Regions from separate parts of the Homo sapiens genome. Here region 2 is linked to region 1. Evidence: chromatin loops called from intact Hi-C (ENCODE). Cell type or tissue: sigmoid colon. All regions are shown on one strand. Links, peaks and the distances in the headings refer to the core of each region. The heading gives the core; the rest is flanking DNA. Region 1 has its middle 190 kb from the start of ZNF608. Region 2 has its middle 21 kb from the start of ZNF608.

Region 1 (16,132 bases), core at 6,935-11,934:
TTGGATTTAAAAGAGACAAGAGGTAGAAAAAAAAAGGAAAAACTGTAGAGAACATTTTGGAATGAAAATCCTCAACTTGTGTAGGGAACCCATTGCCTCCCTTTTTTTAATCCACAACACTGTAATAGTCTGCCTCTAAAGCTTAAGAATAGTAGAAATATTGACTGTGAACATGGATTGTTATGTAAAGAAATTATACAATGGAAATAGATGTGCATTGTTCACCAGTAAAAAGAAAGAAGTAGAGACAGAGGATATTTTAAGAGATGCAATTCTCAGAATTTGGTGATGAAGGTTAGATATCCTAGGAAAGAGAGATACCAAGAAGGGGTTCTGGTTTGTGGTTTGCATAAATAAAATAAGTATTAATAACTTATTTACTGAACAAAAAGGATGTTGGAAGAGGAGCAGGTTTAAGGAAGAAGACGTCATGAGTTCAATGTTGTACAGGTTGAATTTGAGATGCTTTTGATTTATCCAATAGTGTTTATCTAAAAGACCTGAAGATCACCTGCGAGTCTTTGTGTAAGGGAGTAATTAAAATTAGGAATGTGGATAAGATCTCTTAAAGAAAGAAAGAGTGTAGAGTAAGATGAGCAAAAAACTTTAGGAACAAAACTTAAAGACTTATGAATTGAAGATTAGGTGGCTAGGCACAGTGGCTCACATCAGTAATCTCAGCACTTTGGAAGTCCAAGGTGGGAGGATCGGTTGAGGCCACCCTGGGCAACAGCAAGACCCTGTCCCAGCAAAAAAATAATAATGATAATAATAAAAGGAACAAAGAAGATGAAATGGAAGAGAATGAGCCTACAAACAATACAGATTGGGAGAGGCCAGAAAGGAAGAAGGAAAACAAGTTTTCTCTGCTGAAAGTAAGAGAAGGGACGGTTTTAAATGAAGGCAGTAGTCAGTAGTGTCCAATATTATTGAAAAGTCAAGTTAGATGAAGATTTGGCTACAGGGAGTTCACTGATAACTTAGCCAGTTAAATACCATTCCTATGCTGACAACTCCCAAATGTAAAACTCTAGTCCAGTTCTTTCCTGAGCACCAAACCCATACCTTCAGTTGCATATTGAATGTCAACTAGACATCTCTAGCTTAACATGTTCCAAAGAGTTCTCGAAACTTGTTCCTCCAGCATTCTTCCTCACCTCACGTAATGTCAGCGCTCCACCCTTTAAGTCACTCAGTCAAAAAAAAAAAATGTGGCATTATTCTTGACTCCTTGCTTTCTCTCATAGCCTCTCACCCAGTTTTCAGCAAGTTCTATTAGTTCTACCTTCAAAGTATTCTCACCTCTGATTATGTCTCACCATCTCCACTCCAACTTTCCCGTGCCAAGCCTCATTACCTCTTTTTATTTTTACTAACAGCTTTATTGATATAATTGGCATATCACATAATTCATCCATTTAAAGTGTGCAACTCAATGGTTTTTTTTTACTAAAAACCGCAGAGTTGTGCAACCATTGCCACAGTTCATTTTAAAACATTTTCTTCGCCCCAAAGAGAATTTACTCTTCATCCCTCCTCCCACTAGCTCCTGACAATCACTAAACTACTTTCTTTTTCTACAGAACTGCTTATTCTGGGCTTTCCATATAAATGGAATCATACACTTTGTGGTCTTTTCCGAATGGCCTCATTCACGTAGAATACTGTTTTCAAGGTGTATCCATTTTGTCGCATGTATCCATACTTCCTTCATTTTTATGACTAAATAACATTCCATTATATGGATATACCACAATTTTTGTATCCATTCATCAGCTGATGGACATTTATTTGTGTTGTTTCCACTTTTTGGCTTTTAATAACGATGCCATGAATATTCATGTTTTGTTTAGACATGTTTTCATTTCTCTTGGGTATGTATTTAGGAATGTAATTGCTGGTTTCATGTGGTAACTCAATACTTAACCTTTTGAGGAATGCAAGACTGTTTTCCAAAGCATCGCCCATTATCTTTTGATAGGATCAGCATTGGTCCTGCTTCCCCTACTTCCACCCTTGCTCTCCCAATCCATTTTCAACACATCATTTGTCTGTTCAAATTCCTCCGGTGCGTCCTCATCTCACTCAGAGTAAAGTCAAAATATGTGGCAATTACTACATGCTCCCACACAATCTAGCCACATATGACCTTGCTGGTTTTACCTGCTGCTCTGCCTTTCGCACTTGCTCAGTCCACAGTGGCCTCCTTGCTTTTCCTTGACTCTATCAGGTACACTCTCTTGCTTATCTGCTCCTTTCTGGAAGAGACTTTCAGCTAGATCCATAGGGTTTTTTCCCTACCTCCTCACATCTTTGTTCAAATTATCTCCTTCTTAGTGAGGCCATCAACACTCTCCAGCTCCCTGCTATTGTCTGAATGTTTGTGTCACTCCAAAATTCTTATGTTGAACCTAACCCCAATGCAATGGTATTACGGGGTGGGGCCTTTGGGGAGTCATTAACTCATGAGGGCTCCACCCTCCTGAATGGGATTAGTGCCCTTATGAAAGAGACTTAAGGGAGCCTGTTTGCCCCTTCCACCATGTGAGGGGACATAGAAGGCACCATTTATGAGGAACAGGGCCTCACCAGACACTGACTCTGCCCAGAACTGTGAGCAATAAATTTCGGTTGTTTGTCAGTTACCCAGTCTAAGGTATTTTGTTGTTACAGCAGCATGAGTGAACTAAGAACCTCACTTTCCTGCCTGCTTTGTGTGTGTTTGGTTTTTGTCCATTACACTTATCACCAGTGAATGCATGGTGTTATTTATTTGCTTTAGATATGTTTTCCCTACTAGATAGTCAGCTCCATAAAGACAGCTATTTTTGGATTTTGTTTAATGATATACTCCCCAGGGCCTAGACCATATAGTAGGATTAAAGAATTTTTAGATGAATGGGTGAATGATTGAATGTGTGTTGAGCCTGGAAGCCAAATTGGAATAGGTAGAAGAGTGAAGGAAAGTGAGGACATGAATCATTAAGAGTAGACAACACTTCCAGGAGGTTTGAGAATGAGAGAGATGTTGAATATATGCAAATGCCTCCGCCTTCCATCCTGTTAGTATGGATGAAGTGTCTCTGCTCCTACTAAGACCAACTCTCCACTTGTACCCAGGATCTTGTTGTGAGGAAAAACTTCTCCTCTGTCAACTTAGGTCTGAATAGTCCCAGGACCTGCAAATTATCCAGCCATAGGCAGATTAATTGAAGAAAAGATAAAAGTTTATTTTCACGTGCATGCAAGAGTTGCTCAGTCACGAGTAACTCACTGAATAGCCAGAGACAAGAGGTTTATATAACGATTTCACAAAAGGAGGGGAGGGTTTCACTGCGAAGGTATAAAGGGTTCTATTGGGCTTTTTGTTGTTAATGGGAATAGGCAGTCTATCTCTTTCCTGGCTGGAAATTTTCCCACGGAGGCGATGGGTGTTATGGCAGCTGAATTCATAGTTCCCAGTGCTAAGGGTTAACCTTTCTTCAAATGGTAAACTCCCTCAGATGGGGGTCAACAGCAGCTGTATTTTGGGAGGGTTCTACTCAAGTGTAAATAATGTTTCTTTCTGTGGCTGCTGCCTGTTCAGATGTTTTCAGTTTAAAATAGTCTTCATAGCACTTTGGTGGGCAGCTAATTCCTTCAATCTAACCCCTTCGGCCTGTGCAGACAGGCCCCCATGATGCATTACTCACGAGGCACCTTTCATACAAAAGAGCACGTGACGTCTCCCTGGGACATTATCTTTATACTGAGCATGGTGTAAGGCCCTGCTCAAGGACATCACTCTGGTAAATGTCTCTGCTCAGTTCTGAATCATCAGCTTTTTCTTCTCAACTGCATCATCCTGTTATATACAAACGTATATACATCCTGTTATATACAAAACAGCCTTTTTTTTTTTTTTGAGGCGGAGTCTTGCTCTGTCACCCAGGCTGGAGTGCAGTGGCATGATCTTGTCTCACTGCAACCTCCACTTCCTGGGTTCAAGCGATTCTTTTGCCTCAGCCTCCCGAGTATCTGGGATTACAGGTGCCCGCCACAGTGCCTGGCTAATTTTTGTATTTTTAGTAGAGATGGGGTTTTGCCATGTTGGCCAGGCTGGTCTCGAACTCCTGACCTCGTGATCCACCCGCCTCAACCTCCCAAACTGCTGGGATTACAGGTGTGAGCCACCACGCCCGGCCAACCTTTGATTTTATAAGGAAAATTTAAATATGTATTAGGCATTCAATGGTACCTAGGAATTACTGTGACTCTAGTCACAGGAGACCCTCACCCTCAGGAAAGATAGGAGACCACGCAAATACAACGCACACAGAAGGCATTCTATTCATCCTGCTTGTTGAAAACCCTGTCTTCTCCCACAAGCCTAGGGTCAAGCCTGCTCAGAAAGGAGGAGAAAAGGTACGGATTCAGACCAGTCTCCATATCAGATCTGTCTCCAACACCTAGAGACAGTGTAGCAACAAGCCCACAGAGACAGCTCTCATCAGAAAGGCATCTCCATATGCCTGGCAGTGAGATCTAGTGAATCAGTGATGCTTGAGAACTTCGGATGTTGTCCTTGGATCAAACATGTAAAACTGGTCCACATATATTACACTCTGTATATCATTATATATTATATATGTTGCTTAACAACAGGGGTACATTCTGAGAAATGTGTCAATAAGCAAATATGGTGCTGTACAACTATCATAGAGTGTTCTTACACAAAACTAGGTGGTGTAGCCTACTTCACACCTAGGCTGTATCAAATAGCCAGTTGCTCCTAGGTTACAAACCTGTGCAACATTTATTGTACTGAGTACTACAGGCATTTGCAACACAATGGTGTCTTACATATCTAAACATAGAAAAAACATACAGTAGAAATACAGTATTAGAATTTTATGGGACCACCATCATATATGCAGTCTGTCTTTGACCAAAATGTTGTTATGCAGCACTTGACCATATATATATATATACATACACACATACACAGGCATACCTCAGAGATATTGCAGGTTCAGTTCCAGACCACTACAATAAAATAAGCATCAAAATACATCAAGTTGGCAGGGCATGGTGGCTCACACCTGCAATCCCAGCACTTTGTGGTGCTGAGACGTGCGGATCTTATGAACCCAGGAGTTCGAGACCAGCCTGGGCAACATGGCAAAACCCTGTCTCTATTAAATAGAAAAATTAGCCAAGCTGGTGGCACACATCTGTAGGCTAGCTACTCGGGAGGATGAGGTGGGAGAATTACCTGAGCCCTGGGAGGTTGAGGCTGCAGTAAGCTGTGATCGCATCACTGCACTCCACCCTGAGTGACACACTGAGACCCTGTCTCAATAAATTAATTAATTCAAAATAAATCCAACCACATGAATTTTTTGGGTGCCAGTGCGTATTAAGGTTGTTTACACTATACTGCAGTCTATTAAGTGTGCCATAGCATTATGTCTAAAAAACAATGTACATATTTTAATTTTAAAATGGTTTATTGCTAAAAATGCTAACAAAGTGAGCATATGGTGTTAGAAAAATGGCGCTCATAGACTTGTTCAACACAGGGTTGCCACAAACCTTTAATTTGTCAAAAAAACACAGTATCTGTGGAGCAAAATAAAGCAAAGCCCAATCAAATGAGGTATGCCTGTCTATAAAATATTTTGTCTCAAAAAAAGTTGACTCAATTTTGAGTGGCTAAAATTTTAATACATAGTCCTATGAAGTTGAAAAATAATATCTCTAGGCAGCCATCCTGGTTTTAATCTAATAAATTATGAAATACAAATTAACAAAGACTTGAAGGACTAGGTTAAATAGGCGATCCTAAACGTTAATCATATCACCTACTAGACGCAATTAGCTTTTGGAATAAAAGAGTAAGCATAAATATAATCAACTAATTTGTCAGATTCACCAAATACTATATTGATGTTATAAAAACTAATTCTTGGGCCATCCTGAGATTGACAACAAAATATTGACAGAATTAGACATTCATAAACACAGCCATGCCACTGCCATCCGTGCATTTCTCTTTGTGGCCTTTCCTTGCACTAAGCTAATATTTTTTTCTATTAATTTCCTTATTAATTCAAAATTAGCTAATGGTTTTGATAGATATAATCAAGGGAAAAGAAAGATGATAAACGCAAAAACGTTTTTGTGGTTTTTGCTGTTGTTTTATTGTTCTTCTCAGTGATGGATTACATTTTAAAAGGACCAGAATGTTGGTGCATTGCTAAGTCCTACAACGTGACCTTCTAAGGCCACTGAAGCTGAAAAGTGCCACATTAGGACTCAGAGTGAAAGTCACACTAATAGACTTTAGGCAAATTATTGTTTATTTTTATTTTTATTTTTTGAGATGGAGTTTCTCTCTGTCGCCCAGGCTGGAGTGCAGCGGCGCGATCTCGGCTAACTGCAAGCTCTGCCTCCCAGGTTCAAGCGATTCTCCTACCTCAGCCTCCCGAGTAGCTGGGACTACAGGCACCCGCCACCACGCTGGGCTAATTTTTTGTATTTTTAGTAGAGACAGGGTTTCACCTTGTTAGCCAGGATAGTCTCGATCTCCTGACTTCGTGATCTGCCCACCTCGGCCTCCCAAAGTGCTGAGATTACAGGCGTGAACTACTGTGCCTGGCCTAGGCAAAGTTTTTTATGTTGCCAAATTAACTGAAAGAAAAGATCTGCTGGGGTACCAGGCATGGTTTCTCCATTTTGGGGGCACAGCCAATGGATGAAACATACACTGTTGTATAATGGAGGATTTGGCTGGCTTGTGCCCCTGGTTCCTGTGACAGAGCCTCTAAACTCTTGGAATTTCCCAAGTGATAGAAGCGTCTTTATTATTCATGGTAGACCTCTCTGACCACACTGGAGTTTATGCTAATGATGTGACTCATAGTTCTAGGTATTTTCAGCATGGGGGCTTTCCATGCTGGAGAGAAAAATTATGTGGTTAGAGGGTTGGGGCTTCAAGCCATATGTTATCAACGTGACTTCCCAGCCTCTGGGGAGGGAAGGGGGGGTCTAGGGATTGAGTTCAATCATGTGGCCAGTGATTCAGCCAATCAAGCCTATAGAATGAAACCCCAGTAAGAGCTCTGGACACCCAAAGCTTAAGTGAGCTTCCAGGTGAGTGACACATATTGATGTGCCAGGAGGGTGATACATCCTGAAGACATGGAAGCTCTGTGTTGGGGACCCTCTAAGATCTCAACATATGTTCTTCTCATTTGGCTAGTCTTGACTTTATATATATATATATATATATATTTTTTTTTTTTTGATATGGAGTCTCACTCTGTCACCCAGGCTGGTGTGCAATGGCGCATCTCAGCTCCCTGCAACCTCTGCTTCCTGGGTTCAAGAGATTCTTGTTTCAGCCTCCCTAGTAGCTGGGATTACAGGTGTGTGCCATCACACCTGGCTAATTTTTGTATTTTTAGTAGCAATGAGGTTTCACCATGTTGCCCAGGCTGGTCTCAAACTCCTGGCCTCAAGTGATCCACCCGCCTCAGCCTCCCAAAGTGATGGGATTACAGGTATGAGCAACTGTGCCTGGCAACTCATGTCCTTTATAATAAAATTGTAATCCTAAGTGTAACACTTTCTGGAATTCTGTGAGTTATTCTAGGAAAGTATAGAGCCTGAGGAAGTAGTGGAAATGCCTAAATTTGTCACCAGTTGGTTAGAAGTGCAGGTGGCTGGAAAGCCCAGAGCCTGTGGCTGGTGTCTGAAGTGAGAGAAGTCTCGTGGTGGACTACACCCTCAACTTCCGCAATTTGACCTAATTCCAGGTAGTTAGTGTCAGAATGGCATTGCAGATACATACACAGAGAAAGTCGAGCACGATGCAATAAATGTGATGAGATAGGCAGGCACTGAGAAAATGCAGTGAGCACACAGAGAGAAGCCCATAACCCAGCACCTTCCCTGAAGTCAACAAAACCTTTCAGCAATGTTACTTGAGATGACTCCGAGAATGTTTGCTTTGTAAAATTCAAAAGTTAAAAGAAGAACATAAATCACCCAACCAAGGATCATCAAATCAATATTTATGTTTCTGTCATATTTTCTTCTACACATATTTCTATGGATTTTTACATATTTGAGGTACTACTCGATGTATGATTATTTTCACTTTCATTGAACATTTCCTAAGCGTAACCTCTTGGCATGAAAGGCTTATCACACATTTTCATTTAATGGCTATACGCTACGCTATCACATACATTCAATGTAATTTATATAACTGTTTTCCTAATTTGGGGCATTAAGGCTGCTTGTGGGTTTTAATATAACAAATAGTGCTAGGATAAATATCTTTACACATATATCTTTGTCCACATTTCTGATTATTTCCTTAGGATAGACTCTCAAAGTAGAGTTACTGAGTAAAAGATTTGTTTGTGCTGAGCACAGTGGCTCAACGACTGTAATCCCAGCATGCTGGGAGGCCAAGGTGGGCGGATCAATTGAGGCCAGAAGTTTGAGACCAGCATGGCCAAGATGGTGAAACCCTGTCTCTACTAAAAATACAAAAATTAGCCGGGCATGGTGGCACGTGCCTGTAATCCCCGCTACTTGGGAGGCTGACGCAGGAGAATCACTTGAACCCAGGAGGTGGAGGGTGCAGTGAGCCAAGATAGCGCCACTGCACTCCAGCCTGGGCAACAAAGCAAGACTCCATCTCAAAAAGAAAAAAAAAGAAAGAAAATAAATTTGTGCACCTCCTGAAGCCTGGTGCCAAATTTATTTATAGAAATATAAATTTACCTTCCTGCTAAGCATGTGTGAGACGCCTCTAACTTAACACTCACCAGTCAAAATTAAATTGTTAACTTTAAAAATTTAGAAGTTTGGGCCAGGCGCAGTGACTCACATCTGTAATCCCAGCACTTTGGGAGGCCGAGGCAGGCGGTCACAAGGTAAGGAGATCGAGACCATCCTGGCTAACACGGTGAAACCCCATCTCTACTAAAAATACAAAAAATTAGCCGGGTGTGGTGGCAGGCACCTGTAGTCCCAGCTACTCGGGAGGCTGAGGCAGGAGAATGGCCTGAACCCAGGAGGTGGAGCTTGCAGTGAGCTGAGATCGTGCCACTGCACTCCAGCCTGGGCGACAGAGCGAGACGCCATCTAATAAAAAAAAAAAAAAAATTTAGAAGTTTGATAGGTCCTTCAAATGTATTTGTTTTAATGTGCATTCAACTACTTGTAAGACTGTATTTTTTCATGTCCATTGGTTATTCCTATTTATTCTGTCTTAGTACTTGTTCTAAGTATTTATTGGAATCTTAAGTGTTTAGCTTTAACTATTTGTTAAATATATCATATAAAGTTCATGTACTATAGATTTTTCCTAAAGAGTGATGCTATGATGTAAGGGTGTTAATCCTTTATGAAGTTAGTTAGGAAGTTAACCCTTCATATTATTTTTAATAGCTTTTGTTTCAAATTGTTGAGTTTTGAGAATTTTACTTTTTGTGGAAAAAAATTTTTTGGGATATTTTTGTTCATGATTGTGTGACAGACATTGAGGTGACCTGCTCAGATTGCCTTTCCAGAAAGAACTCCTGTCCAGTGAGTAGGAGTGTGTTTAGCTGATGGCCTCTAGTTATCAGTTCCTTCAGGTTTTGCCTCAGCTTTTGAGCTGAGGGCACATTATTTTGGGGGTGGTCCTCAACCAATGACTGAGCCAGGCAGTTGTTTAAGGGCCTACCCATCTTCACCAAACACAGGACCCCTCTAACGGGCATTTTTAATATTTTTTTACCCAGCACTGGAGCTTGAATGCAATTGCTCCAATAAAAATGTCATGATCATTTGCCCAGTTCCTGAACCTGAGCAATTCCAGACCTGGAATCTATTAACCAAAGAAGTGGCTGGGTTCCCAGGGGGAAAACCCTGCCAACACTGAGACAAATATACAGAGCACTGACACTCCAAGTTCTTCTCTAAAGGCATTTATGGCCATTTATTCAAGTGAATACATAATATGGTAAGAATGACCAGACCCTTTAAGGGGTATTAGATAAAGAGTCCAAGTGGTCACTGAAACTCGGGGACATGGAATGTCATCATGGCCTCTCTTCTTAGAGTGGGGTCACATAGGAATCAAGAAATAATGAGGCCAGGCACAGTGACTCATGCCTGTAAACCTAGCACTTCGGGAAACGGAAGTGGGAAGATTGCTTGAGCCTAAAAGTTTGAGACCAGCCTGGGCAACACATTTCTTTAAAAAAAAAAAAAAAAACATCAGCTAGGCATGGTGGCACGTGCCTGTAGTCCCAGCTACTTGGGAGGCTGAGGTGGGAGGATCACTTGAGCTGGAAAGGTCGAGGCTGCAGTAAGCAGTGATCACACCACTGCATTCCAGCCTGGGTGACAGAGACCCTATTTAAAAAAAAGAAACAAGAATGAAGAAATTTCAAGGCCTAGAGTAATAATAATATGTCCTCTAGGTTCACAAACCCTCCTGGTGGTCAGTTCCCTAGTCCCTGAATGTATAATTAGATTTAACACACTTGAAAATTAGAAAACCATCTATATTGAGACATTGGCTTATAGGAGTAATAGTTATCAGAGTGTGGAAAGCCAAATTGGAGGCTATGAAATAATCCACCACCACTCTCCAGTCAGCATAGCAAATCAAAAACATTACTGCATCCCAGGTAAGAAAATGAGGAGCACCAAAGACTAGTGCTTTTGTTTTGTTTTGTTTTTTGTTTTTTGCAATGCAGTTTCACTCTTTTTGCCCAGGCTGGAGTGCAATGGCACAATCTCGGCTCACTGTAACACCTGCCTCGCGGGCTCAAGAGATTCTCCTGCCTCAGCTTCCCGAGTAGCTGGAATTACAGGTGCCCACTAATTTTTGTATTTTTAATAGAGACGGGGTTTCACCATGTTGACCAGGCTGGTCTTGAACTTCTGACCTCAGGTGATCTGCCCACCTCGGCCTCCCAAACTGCCGGGATTACAGGTGTGAGCCACTGCGCCCAGCCCTTAGTGTCATTTTTAAAGGACTAAAGGGTCCAGGGATGGTGGTACCTAGCATATCTCTATTTAATTCACCAGTCCAGTTCCTGCAGAAAGTAAATTGGTTTTGGAGAATGACTGAGACTTCAGTAAGATCAACCAAGCTGTTGCCCAGTCACAACTGCTGTACCATGTGTGGTATCATTGTTAAAGGATATTAATATAGCCTCTTGTGTGGTATATGGCCGCTGATATAGACAATGCATTACTTTCTTTTTTTTTTTTTTTTTTGAGATGGAGTTTCACTCTGTCACCCAGACTCGAGTGCAGTGGCACAATCTTGGCTCACTGCAACATCCACTCCCTGGGGTTCAAGTGATTCTCGTGCCTCAGCCTCCCAAATGGCTGGGATTACAGACGTGAACCACCACCCCTAGCTAAGTTTTTTGTTTTGTTTTGTTTTGTTTTCATAGAGATGGGGTTTCACCCTGTTGGCCAGGTTGGTCTCGAACTCCCAACCTCAGGGGATCCAACTGCCTTGGCCTCCCAAAGTGCTGGGATTACAGGCATAAGCCACCACACCCAGCCAAGAATTCATTACTTTCTATCCCAATGAAGAGAAAGGATTAAAAACAGTTTACATTTTCTTGGAAAGGACAACATTATACAATTACATTATTGCCTAGAACTATACTGTCTCCTCTGCCCTCTCTCATAATAGAGCCTGAAAAGATATGAACTGTTTGGACATCCCACAAAACATCAGATTGATCCATTACATGATGATGTCTTACTGATCATTGGTTTCAACATCACCTAGAAATACTGTTCTGACCTATATACCAAGTAGCATAGAAGACTTCTAGCTTTAAGTGGGACCCAAAGCCAGAGAAGACTACACAGCAGTTCCAGGATGTGATGCAGTATCCCTGTCACTTGGGCCTTACAACCTGGCAGACCTTAGGTAATGTCAGTGTCAATGATGGAAGATGATGTAGTGCAGAGTTTATAGCAAACCTCAACAGTAGAATCACAATTCAGGTCCCTGGGGTTCTAGAGCAAGCCCATGTTATCTGTTGCTAAAAAAAACAAAAAAAAAAAAACAAAAAAAAAACTTGTTGAAAAACACTTCCTAGCATGCTACTGGGTCCTGGTAGAGACAAAAATGCTTGACCATAAAACACTAAGTGACTGTGTATCAGAAAATGAGCTGGGACCTTCTTGGACCCACCAAGTCATAAGTAAGTCCTGGATGTATCATATCTATCTTATGATGGACTACTATCATAAATGCCAGTATTCCATCATAAGATGGATATGATACATCCAGTACCAAGCAAGAGCAAGTCATGAGGGCATGAGCAAACTGTATGGATGAGTAGCCAGATTCCCATCACCCTCGACCAATGTACCAGCACCCCTCTGTCAGTTCACACCTATGGCCATATGGTGGTCCCACATGAGGAGCTTAAGGTGGAAAAATTAAACAAGAAGGAATAGGATGGCTGGCTGGTCAGAGAGCTAAAGAAAAAAGATGGAAAGATCATGGACAAGGAGATTTAGGCTAGGAGTCTGCAGATGCACACAATGTGAATACAGAGTGTCAAGATCAGTGCCCACCAGAAAGCACCCACTATAGAAGAGGCACTAAACAACCATGAAAAAACATGAGCCAGGAATGGTGGCTCATGCTTGTAATTCCAGCTCTTTGGGAAGCTGAGGCAGGAGGCTCTCTTGAGGCTAAGAGTTCAAGACCAGCCTGGGAAACACAGCAAAAAAAGCCCGTTTCTATAAAAAAATTAACAGGCCGGGCGTGGTGGCTCACGCCTGTAATCCCAGCACTTTGGGAGGCTAAGGCGGGCGGATCACCTGAGGTCAGGAGTTCTAGACCAGCCTGGCCAACATGGTGAAACCCTGTCTCTACTAAAAAAACAAAAATTAGCGGGGTGTGGTGACAGGCACCTGTAATCCCAGCTATTGGGGCGGTGGCTGGGGGGTGGTGGTGGGGCGAGGCAGGAGAATCACTTGAACCCAGGAGGCAGAGATTGCAGTGAGCCGAGATCGTGCCATCGCACTCCAGCCTGGGGGACAAGAGCGAGACTTCATCTCAAATAAAAAAAAAAAAAATTAACAAATTTGCTGGGCATGGTGGTGAGCACCTGTAGTCCCAACTACTCAGGAGGCTGAGGAGGGAGATTACCTGAGTCTGGGAGTTGGAGGCTGCAGTGAGCCATAATTACATCATTTCACTGCAGCCTGGGCAACAGTGAGACCCTGTCTCTAAAAGAAAGGAAGAAAAATGATGCAGCCAGTTGATGATAGCCATCTTTCATGCAGGCACCCCAGTGATAAAACAATGGGCACATAAATGAAGTGGTGGCAGAGAGGGAGGCCCTGCATATTCCCATCAGCATGGACTCCTATTCACCAAGGCCTCTGTAGCTACTGCCACCTCTGAATGTTCAATCCGCCAACAACAGAAACCAGTGCTGAACCTAAAACATGGCATTATTTCTTGAACGGACGAATGGGTGATCTGGTGGCAAGCTGACTACAGTGGACCCATTCCATCCCAGAGGGGCCAACTAACAGTGTGTTCTCACAAGAACAGAAACCTATTCTGAATATGGGTTTGCCTTTTCCTACCACACAGCCTCAGCCAGCACTGCTATTCAAGGGTTATGGAATGGTTAATACACAGTAAATCCCACACAAAGAACATCTAACCAGGGAACCCATTTTAAAACAGAAGAGGTGAAGGCGTGAGCCCATGCCCACAGCATCCACAGGCTGAATCACCACCCAGAGGCTGCCAACCTGACAGAGCATTGGAGTGGCCTGCTGAAGTGCCAGATCCGAGGCAGCACTCTGTGAGGATGAAATGCCATCCTTCAGGGTATGTGCATTGAATCAGAGACATGTATATAATTCTGTGTCCGCAGTGAGACGAATACTTGGGGAAACCAAGAGGCGGAAGCAGGAATAGCTCTGCTTACCATTACCACCAGTGACCATCTGTAAAAATCTTTACTTCCTGTTCCCCATAACTCTGAGCTCCAGAGTTAGAGGACCTGATCCCAAATGAAGCACTCTTAACAGGAGAATCCAGATCCCATTGAGCTAATAGCTATGACTGCCACCAAGTCACTTAGGGCTCCTTTTGTCCAGGAAACAACAGGCAAAAAGAAAGTCAGCTACTAGTCATCTGCCATCATCTGGAGGAGGTCCAACCGCTGTCACTCCATGTATGGAACGCAGGTGACCCACTGAGGTGTCTCTTAAGATACTTTCTTGTCTGAATAGGCAGGTGCTGTAATTCCAGTGTTTTGAAAGGCTGAGGCAGGAGGATCACTTGATCACTGAAGCCCAGCCTGAAGATTTCGGTTATCAGGGCTCCGAACCTTCAGATGAGGGTTAGAGTCCCACCTCAGATAAGCCACCAAGACCAGCAGAGGTGGTAATTGAGTGGCAGGGGTTTTAGAATGGATGATGGAGGAGAGAGAGGATGAGCGCCGGTTGCGTCCTGAAGAGCAACTGCAGCGATGGGGGTGCAGTTCTTCCCACTGACTTCTCACTTCTCAGTTTCTCCTCGGGGAGGGAGCCTATAAGAGCCCCACAGGAGCTACTCCCTATGTGTGTACAGAAAAGTGGATTCATAGATTGCAAGGGGTAGACTGTGGCAGGGACGGAAACACTCTGCTCAGATCCACTCTCAAAAATAGGCCTGCAGCCCAGGTAAAGGGTGTGGACAGCAGACAACCTCTAGCTATTAGTTCCTCAGGGTTCTCCTCAGCTTTCAAAAAGAGGCTGCTCTAATACTCAGGGCAGCCCTTAGCCACTCACGGAGCAAGAAACTGGTTCAAGGCTCAGCTATGTCGCCCAACCTGGGACTCCTCTAACGGGAAATCTTTGTTCTAGAGCTCCTCATTGGACTACTCGACTTTTTTCAGATTCACCTTTCCCTGCCCATTCCTGCTTCCTCCCTTTCTCCCTTCACAGGCATGACTCACCAATAAGCCTCACATACTAGGACAACTGCAGTGTCTGCTCCCTGGAGAACCCAGCCTGTGAGCGAGAGCTTCCATTGTTTTAAGCTTAGAACATTCCAATCTGATAAAAAAAAATACCCACACACATATACTTTCATCTATTTTTAGGAATTACTTGAGTTTTTACATTTTAATGTGTTACTCATCTGCAAATTATTCTGGTACAGTGTTAAGTGAGATAGTGTTAAGTGAGGATCTAAATTGATTTTTTTCCTGTGGTAGGCAACCTCTAATATCTCTACCTCCAGACCTTCATGCCTCTATGTAATCCTCTCTCCTTGAGTGAGGGCTTGTTTAAGCTAAAAGATCAACTCTCTCACAGTTAATGGTGTGGGCCTGACAAGGTGGTTCTGCCATCCTTGACAAGTGGCTCCCGTCTCTGGGTCTCGGGCAATTGTTCTAAATCTCATTTTCTCCAAACTAAAAGGACAGCAGAGTGAGGCTGGAAGGTACACAACCCTAATTCATTAAGGAGCAAGACTTGGAAGTGGCATTTATCAATTTTGTTGACATCTCATTAGCCAAAATGTGGTCACATGGGTGTACCCAGCTGCATGGAGGATTTGAAAATACAACATCACTTATTGATCATTCATTCCTTTCCCCCCACTGAGTTATCCTTTCATCTCTATCATACATTGTATTCTATCCAATGATCCCCTGCTATTGCCAGAGCATTTCACTCATTCCTGCTTTCTTATACATTTTATATATGATACAGCCAGTTTTCATTACTTTTCTTTTTGAATAGTCTCTAAGCTAATTTGTTACTGTCTAGTTTGCAGATGAAAGGTTAAATTAGTATGTCCACATTTTTAAAAAACAATTGATATTTTTAAATTAAATTTTTATCAAACATTCATATAGAAAAGGGCACAAATCATACATGTAATTTCTTTTTTGTTTGTTTGTTTGTTTGTTTGAGACAGAGTCTCACCCTGTCGCCCAGACTGAAGTGCAGCGGTGCGATCTTGGCTCACTGCAACCTCCGCTACCCAGGTTCAGGCGATTCTCCTGCCTCAGCCTCCCGAGTAGCTGGGATTACAGGCGCATGCCACCACGCCCAGCTAATTTTTTGTAGTTTTTGTAGAGACGGGGTTTCA
Region 2 (16,132 bases), core at 4,981-9,980, 170 kb after region 1:
AATACTTCGTATCATTGAATCATATGATATATGACCTTTTCTCTCTGGCTTCTTTTACTTAGCATAATGTTTCTGAGGTTCATCCACATTGCAGCATATATCAGTGTTTTGTTCCTTATTGTAGTTGAATAATATTCCATTATATGGACATACTTAAATTTGTTTAGCCATTTGTCCCTCCATTTGTGCCTCCATTTTAGCCATTTGTCTGTGATGGACATGGGTTGTTTCCACCTTTTGGCTATTGTGAATACTGCTGCTACAAACATTGTATGTTTCCTTTTAACAGGTCCCAAACCCCATTTTGGAATTTGGGGTATGGGCAGTGATTTCTAGAGTATAAACTCACTCAGTTTTTGCGTGTTTCTTATTTGTTAGCATATCTCTCATACCCAAGGATTTCTCAGAGTCATTGAGAGTAGCTTTGTGATCATATCTGCTTAATTATCACAGAATTCTCAGCTAAGTTGTTTACTCTGTGGATTCATAGAGCAGGTCCCAAACTCAATAGGGCTGGAGACGGAACTAGGGGTAGGCAGGAAGAGATTAAGGGGAAGGGTGGTACGTGTAGTTAAAATTATAACTTTTTAAAAAAATGCATATTGCAAGATAATCATTTTACTCATTCTGTGATGAACTCTGTTTTCGTAAGAAATGTCAGAAGCTGTCAATTCTTACTGAATTATGCACTTGGAGTCCCTTGGTGGTATGTTCAATGCTATCTCCAGTGTTAGAAAGTTTTAATCTGCAATTAGATATATTATTAAGCCATTAAAATATCATTGCATTTTAATGATTTGAATCTATGAAAATATGTAAATTAGTAATGGCTTATTAAACTTTACAATTTCTGGTTATTGTAAAAAAAATCTGTACATTATAAGATGTTGAGGGGGGAGCCTTTTGTGTATTTTATTACATTATTCTTCAGTGAAGATGACAAGAATAAAAATGCCCATGCAATTGCTAATTTTTAAAAATAAGTACATTAGCTATTATGAACTGAAAGTATTTCCATGAAAGCCAAGTGCAAACAGTTGTTTAGGTCTAAGCACTTTATCTCAATCCCTGGCACTCTATTTTGTGCTTTGGAAAGCTCTACTCAATTCAGAACATAAATTTAGAAAAGGTTTCCTCCCTGAAACCCTCTGAAAGCCTGTAGTTATGGTGGTTACTTAAATTATTATTTCCATAGCTACGCTGGCTTCTAGCCACAGCTCAAATGCATATCAACAAGCTTGGTGTGAAAATGGAAAGGGAGGGAAAAAAAAAAAAAAAAAAGAAGAGACAGGACACTAATTTTTCTTCTTCAGAGTAGGAGGTATAATGTCTTTATAAAGTAATAATTAAAAGAAAAACAATTACTGGAACCTTATCTGGACCATGCAGCTGTACTTCCTCCTTTTACATTAGCAGTGTTTCTAAGGTTATGACAAACCATGAAAATTGCATCTTTAGGGGAGTTTTATTCCTTTTCCTATGATTTGATTGAAACAGACAGCTACATTTTGTGTATATATAATTAGGCAGTAAAATAGGCTTTGAAGGCAGGTTTCCATTTAGTATGTGAGTCACACACACAACAGTCTTTCATTCAACAGCCAAAGACTGATCTTTTTAATGCTTCAACTCACTCAACATGTTTTTTGAATGCTACATCTTGCACTGAGGGGAAAAAAAGAAAAGAAAAAAAATCAGCTTTTAGCCCATATTTCTTTCTTTTCTTTTTTTTTTTTTTTATCTTCTTTCCAAAGAAAAAACAATCTGAAAAACCAATCTGGGAAGTCTTTGGTGATTTAACCTTATGACAAACTGATTTTTATCGTCTTTTTTCCAGATTGTCGTTCGGGGCACCAGTGAATGCTGCACCAGTTCTTGGCGTATCTAATCCCTCTCATAAAAGGCCATTGTGGCAGGAAAACTGAGACCAATGGCTTTTTCATTCTCCACCTCTCAGCTCTCCAAAATAATGGCACTGGGTCTAAGAAGGGGGAGTGAGAGGGAGAAGAAATAAAATCCCATTTTCTCAATGCTGTGCCCATATGTGGCACTAAGTGATTTTTTTTTTCTGAACTTAAATTAGGAAGAGCTTTAACATGGTGCAGTTATTTAAGATGCAGCCTGTTTTTAGGAAAGAGATTGCCCTCTGAGATTTTGTGAATACAATGAGAACAACCCTGGGTGTATTTTTTTTTTCCTGTAACAGAAATCAAGTCTATCAACTGTGCATCATCATGCCTTATCTGATTACAAAGAAGTCGCCTATTAATCTCTATGCTTTCATCTCACTATATAGCATTTGCTATCTTCTGTCTCATTCTGGCAAACCCAAAGATGGAGAGAAATAATATCAAGCTACTTGATTGATTTATGCAAGTGATAGTTTGTGTTTGTAGAATGCCTTTCATCTGAAGACCTCAAAGGGCCTTATGAACATTATCACATTGACAGGGCCCAGCTCCAACATAAAGGGCACAGAAGGGCCATAGTCATGTAAATCCAAATTTCTAGAGTGATTAGTACCCTGGTAACCAAAAGAGATAAACTAGATTCTCATTTTTTATGTGAATTTGATGTCCATGCAGGAATTTCAATTTTCAATTCAGGCCCCATCACTGAAAAAACCACTCAGTATTCAATTTACTTCCTGGGAAGTCCCCCTGGGAAGTCTACTCCCCAAGATAAAGGGCTTTACATGACAGGCAGGTGTATATATTTCTTCAATTGGCCTAATCTAATAAAGCTGGACATGATTTATATGTGCAAAATGTTGCCATGTTAAATAATTCAGAATGAAACTGCCTTTCTGGTTGTGCTACAAATAGATGTCAATCTGCATTTGATGGTGCCTCTATCCCACAGGGATTTTGAACCAACTGAAAGAAAATACATTTCTTGTGCTGGTTCTAAGAAAAAACACTTGGGACAGCTCTCCCAACTGAAGCCTGGGTAATTTTGGCCCAAACTAAATGACATCTTTCAAAGTAGACTATCCTTGCTGGTTCTGTTTTTGTAAAAGAAGCACCTTCCACAGAAGAGTGTGGTATCCATCCAGGTTTCCATGTCAATCTGATACAAAGACCTCTCTTTATAAGAGAGATACATATGCACATAATCAGTGCCCAAAGGTTGAATAATCTCCTTACAGGTCCCTCTTTTTGCTGACTTTGTTAAGACTCTTCTTCACATTTCTCTTCCCTTCCTACCTCACAACTTCTCTCCCCATCCCCGATCTTATTCTCCCAAACTTGATTCTTAATGATTTTTTTCATGAAAACAATATTATGAGTCAAATTTTTACCATAGCTGATATCAAATGAAGTCGTAAGATTTGCATTCATCACTTCCATATTAATCAGAGAGACACAATAGGAGCTGTCAGTTTGCAAAAACAAGGTCTCTGCACTTCCATAGCATTATGTGTCTCAACTTCAACAGTGGTTTGCATTTACATGATAAAGCATAAGAGGCACTATTTTCCAAATGGGGTCTCTTTGCTTATGAAAATGAAATGGCAACATTATGAAAATGATCCAGCCAATATTGGGAGTTTCTTGATGATAACTTCAGAATGCCAGTTTATATTATCAATTCGTTAGCCTAATTTTATGGATGGATATGATAAAACATGGAAATTTTACATCCTGTGCCTTTCCTTGTGAACTAACCAGACCACAGCAGCCAGTTATTTCATCAGTCTTCAAAAGCTCACTGGGATCCCAGGGTTGTGTTACCCTGAAAGAGAATGCAGCAAATGGCCAATGAAGAAGTGCAAAATGACAAGTGCACTTTACTCCTGTGGGTCCCTCCGTCACACAGAACCAAGACATGGTTTTTCTGGGGCTAGTCCTATTTCATATGGACAATGCTTATTTAATATTCCCACTAATGCAAGTATATTTTTTGAGGCTTATTTTAAACCCAATTCAGAGGAATATTCTACAGTTACGAAAGGAAGACCCTCATGGATTTTTAACGAAGTGGTGGGAGGGCAGTTAGAGGGTTAAAATTCTTCCTGCTCCCATCACATTCCCTCATATCATAATTTTCTATCTTCTTTACAGCATTTATTACCATCTAAAATTATTATATGTTATTACCTGTTTACATATTATTTCTCAACTTCACTAGAATATAAACTTCATGAAAGCAGGAACTTTAGCATCCCTGGTTCCTAGAGCAAAGCCTGGCACACGGTAGATTTTCAATAAATATTTGTTGAAAGAATTAATGAATGGGTCTCAGTTATTCTAAACACATACATCAACATTTGATAGACTTCTGATTCTATAATTTTGTAAATATTTAACTAGTATACAAATGACCTGATTATTTTGATTGCAGTTTGGTATAAACGTCAATCCACTGGAATTAATTGCAAGCCGATGTCCAATGACTCTCTACTGCCACTTTATCACATCCGCATTACAAAGAAAACTAAGACAAATGATGGCCCAGAATTAGTGCAAGATGATAACTTACAAGCTAAGCATAATTTTGAAACAAGAGTTGGATGTAGGTTCTGGATATTATATTCAAACGCTTTGATAGCTTTTGGGAGCCATACACTGCACCCTTAACAACAAGCCTATGGATCAAAGACTGGTCTTGCCAAATCCGGTATATGTCTTCTCTTTTTTCCTATTTTGGAGTTCATAGACCATAGTAGTAAAGAATGTGGATTTTAGACTTATGCAGGTTAATTAAGCTCCAACTCTCCCATTATGCCTCCATTTCCTCCTCCCTAAAATGGGATAACAGTTTCTATCTTCTTTTTTAAAATATATTTTAAGAACAAAATGATGAGGCCAGGCACAGTGGCTCATGCCTGTAATCTTAGCACTTTGGGAGGCCGAGGCCAGAGGATCACTTGAGGTCAGGAGTTTGAGACCAGCATGGCCAACATGGTGAAACCCCAACTTTACTAAAAATACAAAATTAGCCGGGCATGGTGGTGGACACCTGTAATCCCAGCTACTTGGGAGGATGAGATAGGAGAATCACTTGAACTCAGGATGTGCAGGTTGCAGTGAGCCAACATTGTGCCACTGCACTCCACCCTGGGTGACAGAGTGAGACTCATTAGAATTAGTATCATGATTCTCTTGTTGCCCTTGTTCCCAAACCTATTTTGGCTAGCCTGTCCTAACTTCTGGTATTTACTTTTTGTGCCTACATTGTCTTCAGCTCAAGGTCTCCCTTCAGATACTTTATTCTTTCCTTTAGAATTTAATTGACCCATTTCTACCTTTTTACAGGAGTGGATCATTCAACCAACTTGTCTTTACACCTGGCTATCCATAAGCTTCATTTTATCTCCCAGCCCAGCCATGCCAGCATTGTCCATCTTGTCCTACTTTGGAATCCCAGATTCTTAATCTAGCTACCACTTTGAGTGAGTCTCTCACTTTGGGCTTGAAAAATGGTTTCAAAGATAGCTCTGATTATCCAGAATATTAGATTAATCTTGCCAGTATCTTTGATGTGTGACCTTTGACAAGGAACAAGCAAGCTGAGTTTCCATGTTTTCGTCTACAAAATTACGGGAGTTTGGGTTAGAATATTCTCTAAGGTCTTTTCCAATTAAAAATATTTGGTTCTGGCTGCAAGTGGTAGCTCATGCCTGTAATCCCAACATTTTGGGAGGCTGAGGAGGGCAGGTCACTTGTGTCCAAGAGTTCGAGACCAGCCTGGGCAATATGGCAAAACCCCATCTCTACTAAAAATACAAAAAAATAGCCCAGTGTGGTGATGCACACCTGTAGTCTTAGCTACTCAGGAGGCTGAAGTGGGAGTTCCACCTGAGCCCAGGAAGTAGAGGCTGCAGTGAACTGTGATCATGCCACTGCACTCCAGCCTGAGTAACAGGAGTGAGACCCTGTATCAAAGAAAGAAAGAAAGAAAGAAAGAAAGAAAGAAAGAAAGAAAGAAAGAAAGAAAGAAAGAAAGAAAGAAAGGAGGGAGGGAGGGAGGGAGGGAGGGAGGGAGGGAGGGAGGGAGGGAGGGAAGGAAGGAAGGAAGGAAGGAAGGAAGGAAAGAAGGAAGGAAGGAAGGAAAGAAAGAGAGAAAGGAAGGAAGGATATAGTTCTAATGATGAAAACTTTTATTTACTTTCATACTTCCTCAGGTTAAATTTTAAAAATAACCACTGTAGCAAAGCATTCAACTTCACTATTATTTTATCAAATGCTAGACTAACTGATCTAGATTGCACATTTGCTATTACACCTTTATCTCAGCATCTCCTAAAGCTATCAGTGTCTAATATATCATTTTCTAACATACTCTTAGCCTCATCTGTATACAACTGTTTTTATCCCTCTGTCAATTCATACTGGTAATAAAATTTGGGGGTATAATATTAGCAATTTATTATGTCTGTTTGTATAATCCACAGCCGTCAAGATGGAGTATCATCCAACTACATGTTTATTTGATAGTTTCACTAGACAACATAAAAAATGAAAATGCATTGCATTTGTGGATGGCTTTTTGTCTTAAAAGCACATTCACACATTAACTTGTATGACCCTCACAACAAATGAATGAGATAAGTAGGGCAAGCCTTATTGTCCCAATTTATAACAAGAAAAACTAGGGCACAGCAGAAAACTGAAGTGGCTTGCCCTAGGCACCACCGTTGATTAGTGACAACTAGGACAAGAACCCAGGATTCTAACTCTGAATCCAGGGTTATTTCCATGGTTCCTGTCCCCATTCTCAGCCAGCTCACTCACTCCACTAGGTGCCGATCACCAAATTCTTCACTGCTGTAAGAGATCTCTTACCCATTGACCACATTGCTTTGTTTGGGGAGAATAGTCAAATAATTTGTTATATAAAAATAAAAATAGAAAAGTATATATATGTGTTTATATTCTTATGAAAAGATATACAGGTAGGTGTTTGCAGTTCAGAGTTTCAGATGTGGTGTGTTGCTGAAGATAAAAATCCTGGCCAGGGTGGTGGCTCATACCTGTAATCCCAGGACTTTGGGAGGCCAAGGCGGGTAGATTGCTTGAGCTCAGGAGTTTGAGACTAGCCTAGGCAACATGGCTAAAACCCGTCTCTACTAAAAATACAAAAAAAAACATTTAGCCGGGCATGATGACACATGCCTGTGGTCCCAACTACTCGGGAGGCTGAGATGGAAGGATCACTTGAACCTGGGAGGTGAAGGTTGCATTGAGCCAAGATCACGCCACTGCACTCCCTCCTGGGTGACAGAGTGAGACTCTGTATCCAAAAAATAAAAAAAGAAAAAAGAAAAAAAATTCTTGTTATGCTTGGCTTTAGTGCCCTACTACCTTCATCAACATGGGCCCTGGTGAGGAAACCATCTGATAGTCAGTTAAAAATAACAAGCAAACTCCAAGATTCTAGTGGAAAAAGAAAAGCATTCCTCTTTCTGGGAAGTGGTGGTTACCATTTGAACTGTAACGTTCCTGCTATTTACCACTCTGAATACTATTAGACTGATGTTTACTCTTGCTGATTTACACTCACCTTCCTAATTTTATTACTGTAACATCATGGGCATTGGCATTAATCTCTTTCAATGTCAGGCCGAGTGCGGTAGCTCACCCCTGTAATCCCAGCATTTTGGGAGGCTGAGGCGGGAGGATCTCCTGAGGTCGGGAGTTCAAAACCAACCTGACCAACATGGGAAAACCCCATCTCTACTAAAAATACAAAAAATTTTCCCAATGTGGTGGCACATGCCTGTAATCCTAGCTATTCGGGAGGCTGAAGCAGGAGAATCGCTTGAACCTGGGAGGCGGAGGTTGCGGTGAACTGAGATCATGAGATCATGCCATTGCACTCCAGCCTGGGCAACAAGAGTGAAACTCTATCTCAAAAAAAAAATATATATATATATATATGTGTGTATATATATATGTATATATATGTGTGTATATATATATGTATATATATGTGTGTATATATATATGTATATATATATATATATTTCAATGTCAAAGAGCCTAGAAGTTTTAAATGTTTGCCCTTTCTTCAGTCTTCTATCACTGACCTCTTTCACAGTAGTATCCATGAACCCATGTATCATAGTGATTGTCCTTCCATTTATTTTGATTTGCAAATTTTGTAAAATAGATTTCATTTGTATATTGCTCAGTCTACTACATGTCTAGTCACAGCTAAGCCCTTTGCAAGAAACATAAAAGAAGTCAAAAATGCAATACTGTCTCTCTGCTTGAAGTCTTGAAAGACAAGATACATTTAAGAAGGCACTTGGTTATGCACTGAATGTTTGTGTCTCCCCCAAATTCATATGTTGATGCCCTAACTTCCAACGTGGCTGTATTTAGAGTTGAAGCCTCTAAGGAAGTAATTGAGGGTGAATGAGATCATATGCATAGGGCCTTGATCCAATAGCATTGGTGTCCTATAAGAAGAGACATCAGAGAGCCCTCTGCCTCTCTCTCTTTTCACCACATAAAGACACAGGGAGAATGGAGCTGTTTGCAAGCCAGGAAGAAAATGCTCACCAGTAACCAACCATCCCAGATCTTGATCTGAGACTATTAGCCTCCAGAATTGTGAAAAAAACAAATTTCTGTTGCTTAAGTCTCCCAATGTATCTCGTTTGTTATGCTAGCCCAAGATAACTTTTTTTTTTTGGTGGAGTTTTCTTTCTTTTTTTTTTTTAATTATTATACTTTAAGTTTTAGGGTACATGTGCACAACGTGCAGGTTTGTAACATATGAATACATGTGCCATGTTGGTGTGCTGCACCTGTTAACTTGTCATTTAGCATTAGGTATATCTCCTAATGCTCTCTCTCCCCCATCCCCCGACCCCACAACTGTCCCCGGTTGTGATGTTCCCCTTCCAGTGTCCATGTGTTCTCATTGTTCAATTCCCACCTATGAGTGAGAACATGCGGTGTTTGGTTTTTTGTCCTTGTGATAGTTTGCTGAGAATGATGGTTTCCAGCTTCATCCATGTACCTACAAAGGACATGAACTCACCATTTTTTATGGCTGCATAGTATTCCATGGTGTATGTGTGCCACATTTTCTTAATCCAGTCTATCATTGTTGGACAATTGGGTTGGTTCCAAGTCTTTGCTATTGTGAATAGTGCCAGCTAACTTTTATAGCTTAGAGAAAAAATATATGACAACCCATGGAGAACTAACTAGATCGTGTAGTGTACAGTGCAAAAAAAAAAAAAAAAAAAAAAAACAAATAAGAGAAGTAAAAAATGATTTGGGGTAGTAGTCCCCAGCATAAAAACTATGGTGGGCTTGATTTACTTTTTAGCCTTGAAAGAACTGTATGATTTAGATTGCAAAAACCAGTGAAACAAATGGTGAATTACAGGTATAGTCACATGACCCTGGTTTTGGGAAGATAACATGAAGAAAAAAGAGGAGGCCTTGGACTCATATAGACTTGCATTCAAATTCAAGCTTGGTGTCTTTCTAGCCACAATAATAGTATTACTATTACAGGCCAGGCACAGTAGCTCACGCCTGGAATCCCAGAACTTTGGGAGGCTGAGGGCGGGTGGATTCCTTGAGCCCAGGTGTTCGAGACCAGCCTTGGCAACATGGTGAAACCTTGTCTCTACCAAAAATACAAAAATTAGCCAGTTTCATAACCTGGTCTCAAAATAAATAAATAAATACATTTAAAAAATAATATTACTATTACATTGCAAAAACCACAATTACTTTTGTACCAACCTGATATTTATCATTTGAAAGCATATTTTGTGCCAGGTACAATTTTAGAAGCATGAGTTCATTGAATCTTTCAAACAACCTTGTTACTCAGTGCCTGACACACAGTAGGAACTCAATAAACGTTTGTAAATGATTGAGTACTAGAGTATGGTTCTCATTATTTTCTATGAGGAACACAAAGCTCAGGGAAGTTATATGACTGGCACAAGGCCACAGAGCTAACAAAGAACAGAGCTAGGATTTGAACAAAATCTAATTTAAAAATGGGGATAACACTTTTCTTGGATGGTGTATGGGTTAAGCAAAATACTGTGGCTAAAGATTTAGTACAATGCCTGGCACACAGAGAGTGCTTAAATAAATATTAGAACAAAACATCTCACATCAGGTAAACTGATATGAGACGAATAAGGAACAAAAAGGAAAGCAGTAGTACAACTATTTTTAGATTTCCAACAGTTTAAGGCAATGTGTTTAGAGTTGACAGAACCTCAAATGACCCACGGAAAGCAAATATTTAATGTGATGTTTGCTTTCATGCTCAGCCATGGCCACTGTTACTTAGTTTTTTCTGCCTAATAATTTTAATCCTAAGCATAAGAGAGACAACTAAATGACTTTTCCTGGAATAGTCTTCATTTTTCATACTGAATAGTTTAATAATATTTTCTGTTATGATATAAGATGTTATTTGATACCCCGATACATATAACACCTTAATAACTATTTGAGATGTTGAATTAAACCATAAGCTTTTTCAAAACAACCTAAATATTCATCACTTGGAGAACTGATATAGTAAATTACAGTATTTCCATCTCAATGATATCATGCAGCCATAAAAAGAATGAGCTCATTTATATGTACTGATCTGGGAAGATGTTTATCATATAGTCTTAAGTGAAAAAGTAATTGCAGAAAAAGCTGTAATAGAGAAATTCTAGTTTTTGCAAGAAAAAAACTGCATATCATGTATACACTTATAGATGCATGGAAACAAAATATGCAAGGGAATATAGTAAATCACAGAGAAACATTTCTACTGGATAAGAGAGTATGGTTAGAAGGAGATTTGGAAGGAAACTTATTCTTTTTTGCTTTATATACACCTGAATAATGCATTTATTAGTAGTAATATTTTTACTTTATGAGACAAACATAATTATTTTTACGTATTTCTTCAATTTAAAACCCAATAGGGATTACATCAAGATAATGGCCTCAGTATGCCTATATAGTTTTTTCAACAACCCAAGCTCCACTGAAATGACAGAAAATAGCCTTTAAGACTGCTACAAAGAAACTTCGGTTACCATAAGAGCCCCATATTGGCCAGGCGCGGTGGCTCACGCCTGTAATCCCAGCACTTTGGGAGACCGAGGCGGGTGGATCACCTGAGGTCGGGAGTTCGAGATTAGCCTGGCTAACATGGTGAAGCCCTGTCTCTACTAAATACACAAAATTAGCTGAGTGTGGTGGCGTATGCCTGTAATCCCAGCTACTCGGGAGGCTGAGGCAGAAGAATCGCTTGAACCCAGGAGGCAGAGGTTGCAGTGAGCCGAGATCGCGCCACTGCACTCCAGCCTCGGCAACGGAGTGAGACTCTGTCTCCAGAAAAAAAAAAAAAAAAAAAAAAAAAGTGCTATAAGGCAACATGGGTTACCATAAGAGCACCATATTATCTTGAGAAATTCCTGAAAGAGGAAAAACCAGTAGAGAAAAACACAAACAGAAGAAAGCTACCACAAATGTGGTATCAGTAATACCAACAATAACCTAACATATAGGAAGTGCAATACAGGATCCACAGTAATCGTCCAAGTACCAAAGAACCACATTTGAAAGAGCTACACTAGTAGGGTCCAACTCCTTGCTCCTTTGCCACATCAATTGAACAGCAGGAAGCAAAGGCTTTTTGCCTCCAGATTATTGCTCTAACTTCTTTCCAAACAAAATAAGACAGCCTCTAGTTTGTGAGTTCAAGTCGGAGAGGAGCCCTAGGTAACGCAAGGCCTACCAAAGGGCCTGGGTGTGGGGAATATATTCACATTGTATGCAGCTGCCTTCCTTTCCTTTTGCATAGCATTTGTTACTAGGATAAAACCTTGAACAGGCATTTCTTTTTTTAAAAAAAAAATGTATTTCCACAAGTTATTGGGGAACAGGTGGTGTGTGGTTACATGAGTAAGTTCTTTAGCGGTGATTTGTGAGAGTTTGGTGCACCCATCATTCGAGCAGTATACACTGAACCCAATTTGTAGTCTTTTATCCCTCACACCCTTCCCACCTTTTCCCCCGAGTATCCAAAGTCCACTGTGTCCTTCTTCTTTTTGAGACGAAGTTTCACTCTGCCCCTAAGGCTGGAGTGCAATGGCATGATCTCAGCTCACTGCAACCTCTTCCTCTCGGGTTCAAGCGATTCTCCAGCCTCAGCCTCCTGAGTAGCTGGGATTGCAGACATCCACCATCACACCTGGCTAATTTTTGTATTTTTAGTAGAGACAGGGTTTCGCCATGTTGGCCAGACTGGTCTCGAACTCCTGACCTCAGGTGATCTGCCCGCCTCGGCTCCCAAACTGCTGGGATTACAGGTGTGAGCCACCATGGCCAGCCCGTCTCTACTGACTCTTTTCTCTCGGCATGTTAAGAAAGTCAGCCGGGCGAGGTGGCTCACGCCTATAATCCCAGCACTTTGGGAGGTTGAGGTGGGCGGATCACTAGGTCAAGAGATTGAGACCATCCTAGCCAACATGATAAAACCCCCTCTCTACTAAAAATACAAAAATTAGCCGGGCATGGTGACGTGCGCCTGTAATCCCAGCTACTCAGGAGGCTGAGGCAGGAGAATCGCTTGAACCCGGGAGGCAGAGTTTTCAGTGAGCTGAGATTGCGCCACTACACTCCAGACTGGGCGACAGAGCAAGACTCTGTCTCAAAAAAAAAAAAAAAAAAAGAATGTTGAAGGCTGTTTCATAGTAGGTAAACAACAACAAAAGCCTTTTCCCAGACTCTTTTTCTAAAAATGATGCTCTCTCTTTGCTTTCAACCAACAAGCTTCTAGGAGTAGACTTCATTTGATCTACTTGTTCCTGCCTATTTCAGTCCCAAACCCATTGTAGTGAAAGGGTTATTGCTACCATTTCACTGACATTGCTCCTTTTAAGATCACCCATGACTTCTCCAAAAAAACCAATGGAGGCTTTTCCATCCGAAACTTACTTGATTTCCCTGATGCATTTGGAATTGTTGGTCACTCTCTCTTCAGAGCTGTACCTTCCCTAGCTTTAGAAAATCTCTCTTCTCGGCCGGGCGCCGTGGCTCATGCCTGTAATCCCAGCACTTTGGGAGGCTGAAGTGGGCAGATCACTGGGTCAGGAGATCGAGACCAGCCTGGTCAACATGGTGAAACCCCGTCTGTAATAAAAATACAAAAAATTAGCTGGGCGTGGTGACGGGCGCCTGTAGTCCCAGCTACTAAGGAGGCTGAGGCAGAAGAATCACTTGAACCTGGGAGACGGAGGTTGCAGTGAGCCAAGCTTGAGTCACTGCACTCCATCCTAGGCGACAGAGCTAGACTTCTTCTCAAAAAAAAAAAAAGAAAAAGAAAAACAAAAAAAGAAAGAAAAGAAAATCTCTCTTCTCTCTCATTCAAGACCTTTTATTTTTTGCCCCATATTTAGATTATTATTTATTTATTTATTTATCCAGAATATCTTCCTTGACAACTTAGATGTTGTTGTTCTCTAGGGATCCCATTTTTGACTCTATGTTCCGTTTCTTGACATTAACTTTTGTTTCATTCAACATGTTTTGATTCATAAGGACCTGTCTCTCAACAGGTTTTCATTCATAAAGACCTCTCTCTGCCTTCATTAGTTTATTTAATTTGGCTGTAAAATATTCTTGCAGAATTTGCACTTTCTAATTTGAGGATTTCTAAATTCCGAGTTGTCTTAATACATGTTTATTGTTATCTTTTGTCCAGTGAATATACTCATTGGCTTCAGTATATGTCAATACATCCTGAGCTGCTTGTGATTCATTACTGCCCCTTACATTTTTGGGGAATCCATTCTCTCTACTATTTACACATATAGAAGTTCAATATAAATTCATTAATTTAACAAATGTTTTGAGCATTACAATTTTCAAGAACTTGCCCAGGCATATATGATATGATATGATCCATTACTATCTCCTGGAACTTTTCTGTCTTTTCTTTTTATATACATCAGTAAAAAACTGAAAGTGATAAGAGATTCAAGAATTTTCCATAGTCCCTACTAGGGGTAGGCCATTGTCCTCTGATAAACTGAAACGCTCCTCTAAAGGGGGTAAAGGCAGCTGTGTAATCCAGTCTGGATGAGAGCACAGTTTGACATACATTACAAAAGATTGCCCTTCGTTAGGGTGACATAGCACAGAGCCAGGGCACTCAGCCTGGTGAGCAGAGCATGGCCTGATGTCAGCGTCCATTGTTCCCTCAACAGAACACCGTTGTGCCAGTTCATAATGACCCTATCTACAATAAGACTTCAGCCTACAGCCTGACCAGCATTCCTTCCCTTTAAGACCCCTAAGATCTAGCCATGCTGGACAACACTGGGGCCCCATTCTTTCTTGCCACTACATGTATGGTCATTATATTTCCTCTGCTTGGAAATACAATCTCCATTCTAATGTGGTTTAACAATTTAACCTACTTTGTTTCTAGAATCTATACTGACTCCTTAGATAAAGTTAGCTTTTCCTTTTCCCCCAAAGCAATGCTTTTTCTACTTATTATCATAAATCACATTCTTTTCATAGTTGGGTGTCTTATCTCCTCTAGGAAACTCAAAGCCTCTCAAGGGCAGAGATGATGTCTTTTCTTTTTCATATCTTCTTTGAACCTTGCATAACACAATAGAGGATTTTTGAGTTACTACATGGATAGCTCAAACTTAATTACAGGAAATGAGTTGATATTTGTAAAATGCTTAGTATAGTGCCTTGCACTGAGTAAGTGCTATACAGGTGTTTCTTAAAAATGAAAGGATGATAGAAGATGAGTTTGAATTTGGAAGGACCATTGTTATTATAATTAATGAAAACTGGGTCTATAATTTATTAATAGACTCAGAGATACTTCCCTCTTTATCACTAGACTTTTACTAATGTGGAACCATGGATAGAGACATTGCTTTCTTTTTATATTCTGTTCCTTTTTCTAATTACATATCATTTCTCTTACAGTGATAGTTAAATCTCATTATATTTAATGATTTATCCATTTCCTGCTATAACAGTTTTATCAGTGACTCCTTGTGTTATAATCTCATTATTTCACAAAATTATATCCTATTTGTTAAGAATAGTAACTGTTACCACGATTTTATCTTTTTCAATGCCCTTTTTAATGTCGATGTCTTAGACCTCTTTGTGAAAAGATTAAACATTTTTCTCTTCATTTAGTCTAATTCTGTTCAATTTTGCTTATATTATATAGCGTCTTTCACTGTATGCTGCTATTTTATTTAAAGAATTTAATTCTGGATAGGCATGGTGGCTCCTCCTTGTAATTCCAGTGCTTTGGGAGGCCAAGGCAGGAGGATTGCTTAAGTCCAGGAGTTCAAGACCAGCCTTGTCAGCAAAGCAAGATCCCCATCTCTACAAAAATGAAAATTAAAAAATTAGCCAGGTGTGGTGGCATGCACCTGTAGTCCCAGCTACTCAGGAGGCTGAGGCGGAAGAATGGCTTAGGCCCAGGATTTCAAGGCTGCAGTGAGCTATGATCATGCCACTGCACTCCAGCTGTGGCGACAGAGCAAGAGCCTGCCTTAGAAAAAAAAAAAAGAATTTAATTCTGTGTCTGAATTGTGTGTTTCATTTTTACAACTCTATTTCTTTGAATAAGACAGAAAACATGTACTGAAGAAATCTAAACTACCAAATTTTTTCTTTATTTTAAAGAAAATGAATGAGCCAGATGTGGTGACTCATGCCTGCAAATCCCAGCACTTTGGGAGGCCCAGGCGGGCGGATCACAAGGTCAGGAGTTTGAGACCAGCCTGACCGACATGGTGAAACCCTGTCTCTACTAAAAATACAAAAATTAGCTGGGCATGGTGGCACACACCTGTAATCCCAGCTACTCAGAAGGCTGAGGCAGGAGGATTGCTTGAACTCGGGAGGCGGAGGTTGCAGTGAGCTGAGATTCCGCCATGGCACTCCAGCTTGGGTGAAAGAGCGAAACTCTGTCTCAAAAAAAAAAAAAAAAGTTTGTGCAAGGAAGTTATAAACTGTTCAACTGAGTCTCCTAGACACATGTTGAAAATATAAATAGCGGCTAGGCGCGGTGGCCTACGCCTGTAATCCCAGTACTTTGGGAGGCTGAGATGGGTGGATCACTTGAGGTCAGGAGTTCGTGACCAGCCTGG

What was found. A loop is a pair of places that touch in the nucleus more often than their neighbours do. Peaks named below come from ENCODE experiments on the same cell type or tissue, not always from the same donor. Only the 100,000 strongest peaks of a DNase experiment are listed, where the experiment ranks them.
Region 2: a loop joins it to region 1, with 3 times the contacts of the local background. A loop is called at or near these places in 3 of 110 quality-filtered maps.

Annotation. Positions count from the first base shown.
Region 1 is chr5:124,926,879-124,943,010 of GRCh38, reverse strand. No RefSeq gene overlaps it. Among named protein-coding and RNA genes, the nearest start is that of ZNF608, 190 kb to the right of the region's middle. RefSeq lists an enhancer at 6,702-7,101. In sigmoid colon, for the core only: no CTCF peak of the experiment used is centred there; a DNase peak (open chromatin) is centred at 9,900; H3K27ac peaks cover 161 bases.
Region 2 is chr5:124,759,235-124,775,366 of GRCh38, reverse strand. No RefSeq gene overlaps it. Among named protein-coding and RNA genes, the nearest start is that of ZNF608, 21 kb to the right of the region's middle. In sigmoid colon, for the core only: no CTCF peak of the experiment used is centred there; no DNase peak of the experiment used is centred there.